Linked DNA regions of Homo sapiens: region 1 is linked to region 2. A link is a loop called in an ENCODE intact Hi-C map of the cell type or tissue named here. Cell type or tissue: heart left ventricle. All regions are shown on one strand. Links, peaks and the distances in the headings refer to the core of each region. The heading gives the core; the rest is flanking DNA. Region 1 has its middle 7.7 kb from the start of ZNF22. Region 2 holds the start of LOC105378286 (a long non-coding RNA gene).

The links. Peaks named below come from ENCODE experiments on the same cell type or tissue, not always from the same donor. Only the 100,000 strongest peaks of a DNase experiment are listed, where the experiment ranks them.
Region 1: a loop joins it to region 2, with 6 times the contacts of the local background. A loop is called at or near these places in 19 of 110 quality-filtered maps.

Annotation. Positions count from the first base shown.
Region 1 is chr10:45,007,134-45,010,057 of GRCh38, reverse strand. No RefSeq gene overlaps it. Among named protein-coding and RNA genes, the nearest start is that of ZNF22, 7.7 kb to the right of the region's middle. In heart left ventricle, for the core only: a CTCF peak has its summit at 1,280 (motif pointing left); no DNase peak of the experiment used is centred there.
Region 2 is chr10:45,463,847-45,466,770 of GRCh38, reverse strand. MARCHF8 (membrane associated ring-CH-type finger 8) reads left to right here. Exons shown (of 8, transcript NM_001282866.2): 4 at 2,444-2,532; 5 at 2,775-2,924. It overlaps LOC105378286 (a long non-coding RNA gene), which reads right to left and starts at 2,496. Exons shown (of 3, transcript XR_945919.1): 1 at 2,413-2,496. RefSeq lists an enhancer at 2,286-2,924. In heart left ventricle, for the core only: a CTCF peak has its summit at 1,616 (motif pointing left); a DNase peak (open chromatin) is centred at 1,590.

The DNA.
Region 1 (2,924 bases), core at 91-2,590, 460 kb after region 2:
CAATGAACTCAAACAAATTTACAAGAAAAAAACAAACAACCCCATCAAAAAGTGGGCAAAGGACATGAACAGACACTTCTCAAAAGAAGACATTTATGCAGCCAAAAAACACATGAAAAAATGCTCACCATCACTGGCCATCAGAGAAATGCAAATCAAAACCACAATGAGATACCATCTCACACCAGTTAGAATGGCAATCATTAAAAAGTCAGGAAACAACAGGTGCTGGAGAGGATATGGAGAAATAGGAACTCTTTTACACTGTTGGTGGGACTATAAACTAGTTCAACCATTGTGGAAGTCAGTGTGGCGATTCCTCAGGGATCTAGAACTAGAAATACCATTTGACCCAGCCATCCCATTACTGGGTATATACCCAAAGGACTATAAATCATGCTGCTATAAAGACACATGCACACGTATGTTTACTGCGGCATTATTCATAATAGCAAAGACTTGGAACCAACCCAAATGTCCAACAATGATAGACTGGATTAAGAAAATGTGGCACATATACACCATGGAATACTATGCAGCCATAAAAAATGATGAGTTCATGTCCTTTGTAGAGACATGGATGAAATTGGAAATCATCATTCTCAGTAAACTATCGCAAGAACAAAAAACCAAACACTGCATATTCTCACTCATAGGTGGGAATTAAACAATGAGAACACATGGACACAGGAAGGGGAACATCACACTCTGGGGACTGTTGTGGGGTGGGGGAAGGGGGAGGGATAGCATTGGGAGATATACCTAATGCTAGATGACGAGTTAGTGGGTGCAGCGCACCAGCATGGCACACGTATACATATGTAACTAACCTGCACATTGTGCACATGTACCCTAAAACTTAAAGTATAATAATAATAAATAAAATTAAAAAAAAACCCAACTTTTTGAATGTCAATGTGACGCCACAAGTGGAAAATTCCTCACCTGACCTCATGTGATAGGTCACAGTCAAAACTTTGTTTCATGTGCAGAATTATTAAAAATATTACCTTCAGGCTATGTATACAAGGGATATAATAAACACATGAACTTCATGTTTAGACTTGAGTCCCATCCCCAAGATACCTCATCATGTACATACAAATATTCCAAAAAATAATTAAAAATCTGAATTCTGACACACATCCGGTCTCCAGCATTTCAGATAAGGGACACTCAACCTGTGCAAGTTGAATGTGGAGAAACTACAGGACACGCTGTTTTCCATGATCTCTCCTTTGCTGCCATCTAGTGACAGTTTTGTGTAACGTCAAATAGAAAAAGTGTCTTCTAACAATGAAGTTTTGATGTGGCTATTTCCTCTACTTATGCAGCGCCCTCACTGGACTGAAGTATTTCCAACTGAGCCTGGGAATTTAATTTGCTGGTTTGCATCAGCAGTGACACTTAATCTCCTCAAGAGCACTTACTAAACTACACTCTGGGTCCTGCACAAAGCGACGCAAGCTGACTTCTGAAAATGACGTATGGTACTACAGCACAAGCAAAGGTCATGAGAGCATCATAAAAAGCCTATTATTGAACAAATACATGACACTACATTGGAGCCAGATGCCTTAGTGGGAAATGAGTTTTTTCTATAAAAATGTGCAGCCATGTGTATACGTTGTTTCATATTGTTGGTACTGTATCTTTGGAAACAAACTCTGGAAATATAATTTCTGGATCAGAGAGTAAATGCATATATACTTCTGCTAGATATTGCCAAATCCCTCCTCAGTATGGGTTGTAACATTTTGTATCCCACCATCAGCCTTAGTTTGGCTGGTTCTCCACAGCCTTACCAACAGAGTAGGTTTTACACTTTTGATACATAAGAAATAGTAGCTCCTTGTAGTTTTATTTCTCTTATTATTGTCCTTTCAGCCAAAGTCTAGCCACAAAAAGAGAAACCAGACCAATTATTCTAATAGAGAAAATGGAATACAGATGCTGGGTTAAACTGAAGTGGTGAACTTATCAGGCAAAGAAGAAACATGGACATAACAGAAAGTCTAACTAGCTATATTAAACTATGTGGAATACACAGAATGGACTCAGTTTTCTCACTGAACCTGAACTTCTCTTCATGACTGTTTGCCCCTGAATCATCATATTGTCCCCTCTTTGACTCACCTGCTTAAATTCTGATATTTAGCCTTTTAATCCCACTGAATAGAGAGGCTTCTTGTATCCTAGGGGACCCATTTAGATTGCCCTGAACATAGAGATATAACCAGGTTCTCTCTGGGATTTAAGGTTACTCATCTCAGAAGCTTCATTTAAATTGGCATACCCATCCTGAATTCCTGAATTCAAAAAATCTGTGCCTGAGATGTCTCTTGACAAATTGGGAGGTAGCATAACACATTAGTAACCTGGTGTTATGAACTTGGCACAGTTCCTGAAATGCTCTACGACGTAATCGACATTTATGACAAAGATAACATACAAAGAAACTTACAACTATGTCAGTTGATGTATATTGACGTAAAAGTTCTAAATAAAATACTGTCAGATATTATAACACCAGAATTATAAAATGCCATTACTTAGTAGGACTAAGTTGCTCAATCTATTCTGATACATTACCAACCATGTGGATCAAAGGAAAAAAATTATCATCCATAAAAAGACTATGAAAGATTTGTTCTTTCTATATTTAAATGCAATGATTCTAAGCAATAGAGCTATTTGTGCTTGGATTTACTGTAAGGAATGCAGCTATGAATTATGTTTCTGTCATTTTTGTCTCTTTCCATCACTCAGCAGTAAAATTTATCCATTTCAAACTGTTCTGGATTAATTTGCACCTCTTCTGAACAATAAAACAAGAAAAAAGTAATTCTTTCACCAGATGTCACAATGCTTTATTTGAAAAATGACAGAAAAGAATCTCTTAGTTATCAGTTTACTACAGAACT
Region 2 (2,924 bases), core at 183-2,682:
ATCAGAAACCTGCCTCCCGGACCCAGGACACTGACCTTGATTGGGCACGATTTTCCAGATAAGACCTTACCTCCTCCCAACAGGGTTTGCCTTCCCTTCAGAATACAGGAAAGTACACGTGGTTCCAAGAGGACCATGCTCTTACTAAGATAAAAGGGAGGAGGGTGACTAGGTACTTTCCTCTGCTGCCATCCCTTGAAGGAAGGGGGCTTCCTTCAATGCCTCATCAGTTCCAGGGAGTATGCTTGACCCAGCAACACAGAGGAAGAAGTGACCTCATAGCAATGAGGGGCAAGCATGTGGATATTGCTGGGTATTTCTTCCTCAAAGTCTACCTGGGGACAGGTGATGAAGACGCTTACTTCTCTGCAATACACCGTGATCAGGCTTTGGTCTTCATGACACATTTTAGCCTTGCCTATGTGTGTTGAACAGAGCTGGTCATCCTCAGAAATAAAAGAAGAGAGCAATAAGTACAGGAAGGCTTTCAGTCCCAGAATAGTGTTAGGACTAAATGTCAGAGAACAGGGGGACTGTAGGAGTTTGGGGACCTTAGCATGGATACCCTCTCAATCTGCTCCCCTGTGGTATAAACAGTAAAGCCCATTGTACTAAAAGGCCTTGAGTGCTTGTCTCTGGGGCAGGTGGAGCCAGTGATGGGTGCCCCGAGAGGAGGATGCTGGAGAGGGGACAGTGTCTAAGGCAGTTGGAGAAAAAGGACAATGGCTTATGCAGTCAGGCCTAGAAGATGCAAGGGATGTCACAGCATAGTGTCCACAGGCATCCCTAGATGTCTTTCATTTTGTTTCAGGAAGAATATTGACAAAGGTAGTGATGGGAGGGTTATTTCAAGGATGCTATTTTCATGTGTCCAAGTAAACTTAAGATTCCTAAGAACTTTGACCTCTAATGCTTTTAAAGACCGTGTACCTCATGCCCATATGCACATTCAGTTAGAAAATAAATGTAGATTCTTTGGTGAATTCGAAGATGTGCTCATGGAGTGGCACAGCGTGATCTCAGTGTACACATGAAGCATGCTGATGAGAGCTTCTTGGATCTTGTTTCTTCAGGTGGACTTGCATTAAAGTGCTGTTGAATCTCTGCACTGGGAGTGGGAGCAGCCATGCGATGGGTGCCTTAATCCGAGTGCCATCCTGGCTCTCTCCAGGCTGCTTCATTTGCTGTGAGGGGTAGGGGGAGGAGGAGTTTCCAGGCAATGGCCTTATCTGTTCTGGTGGTTGACCAAGGGTCGGGGGTCCCAAAGGTGGAGTTCCAGGATGAGAGTGCACCCTTGGGGATGGTACTTAGAAAGAGTGGGGACTAGGCCTCAGCCAGGGAATGGTGGGCCAGGGTGGAGCTCCTTTGTATCAAGGAGTTAGGGCCAAGGGCCATGCAGGTGGGCCTGCAGAAGGTGGGTGGTGATATGGCCTTTCTGGTGATAACAGACTCGTGGCACTGTTTTCCTGGGGCTGTTGGGGTTGCATGGAGCAGATTCTTACTCAGGCTTACTGTCTTAAGGAGGGAAGAATGCTTTTTTATGAATACGCATAGGTCTGTGGGGCTGTGGAGCCTGGGGAATCCGAGGCTGGCGTGGGAGTCTGGGGCCCTCTAGCGGTGGTGGTGCATCCTCAGCTCAGTGCCACTCACTGTCCCTATTTCTCTCTGTCCATTTCTCTCCTCACTGCAGTGCTTCCTCTCCTTCCTAGATTTTTTTCTCTAAGTTTGACTATTCACCACCCCAGAGACTCTGTTCTATCCCATGACCTCTTGCTGTACTTTCTTTCAAATCTAAATTTTCTTGATTATTTTTCTTAATTTACAGTTTCAAGATTAGATCTGTTGGGAGCATTCTGTGCTCTACCTCAGCCCCTGGTTGAGCTATGGATTGGTGTCCCCCATGGTGACGTGGTCTGGACTCCCTTTTGTGTGAAGAGCTGTGGCAGGGCAGTGAGGTTTTGTGGAACTCAGGGAGCATCTGGCACTATGTATGAGGTTGTGAGGTGGGAGAGAGCTCTTAAATCTACCAGCCTTGTTGATCTTGGGAACTAGGAGAGAGTGCTAGGGAAGCCAGTGCCAGCAGGCCTGGAGCCTCATATTTCTTTGGCATTTGTATGATACCTTCTAGTACTTCGTTTTTTGACTTATATATGAACTAACTCAATTTAGATGCTTAGAAAATAAACGGCCACTGGACCTGCAAGAGATTAGTAGTGGTGTTCCATAGCCTTAGACATTTCTTACACTTTTATCCACAGATAAGAAAAAAATAGTGATATTTGATTTGTTTTGCCAAGGCTTAGAAGGATCTAATATGTGTTACTCGTTGAGCAGCGGGAAGCAGCAGACATTTCTAGGGTTTCTCCCTGTCACCATTCAGGAGACAGTGCACACAATCCCCTTGGCTCTTACCTGAACACTGACCACAGGTCTGTCATTGCAGGCTGGGAGTCCTCCGTCAGCATCAGCTCCGGCTCCGGTGTCCTCCTTCTCTCGCACTTCTATCACGCCATCCAGCCAGGACATCTGCAGGTAACACTCTGCTTCAGATGCTGCCATGATCAGTGTGCAGCCAGAAATAAGCATTAGTGTCTGTAGGTTCTTGAATTTCCATTTGCTTAATCAATCTGCCTTTGGTCTAAACAGTTGGCGAGTTTTATGTGTGGTTTGCTCACCAAGTTACCCATGCTAGTCTCATTTCTTCACTATGATGTCTATTCTCTTTTAAAATTGTTTTTACTTTCTGTGCTTTTATCCCACTGTTCTGCATGCAGTTCCAGTGCAGTGTTTTCTGAGTGTTGTCACCACAGTTCCGTGCAGTCTGCTGTTGTCTCGAAAGCTCCTCACTGCCAGAGTTCTCTGACACAAGGGCTCACTGTGACAGTTATCTGTAAGGACACATTACAGGCGTCAAAGAGAAATTC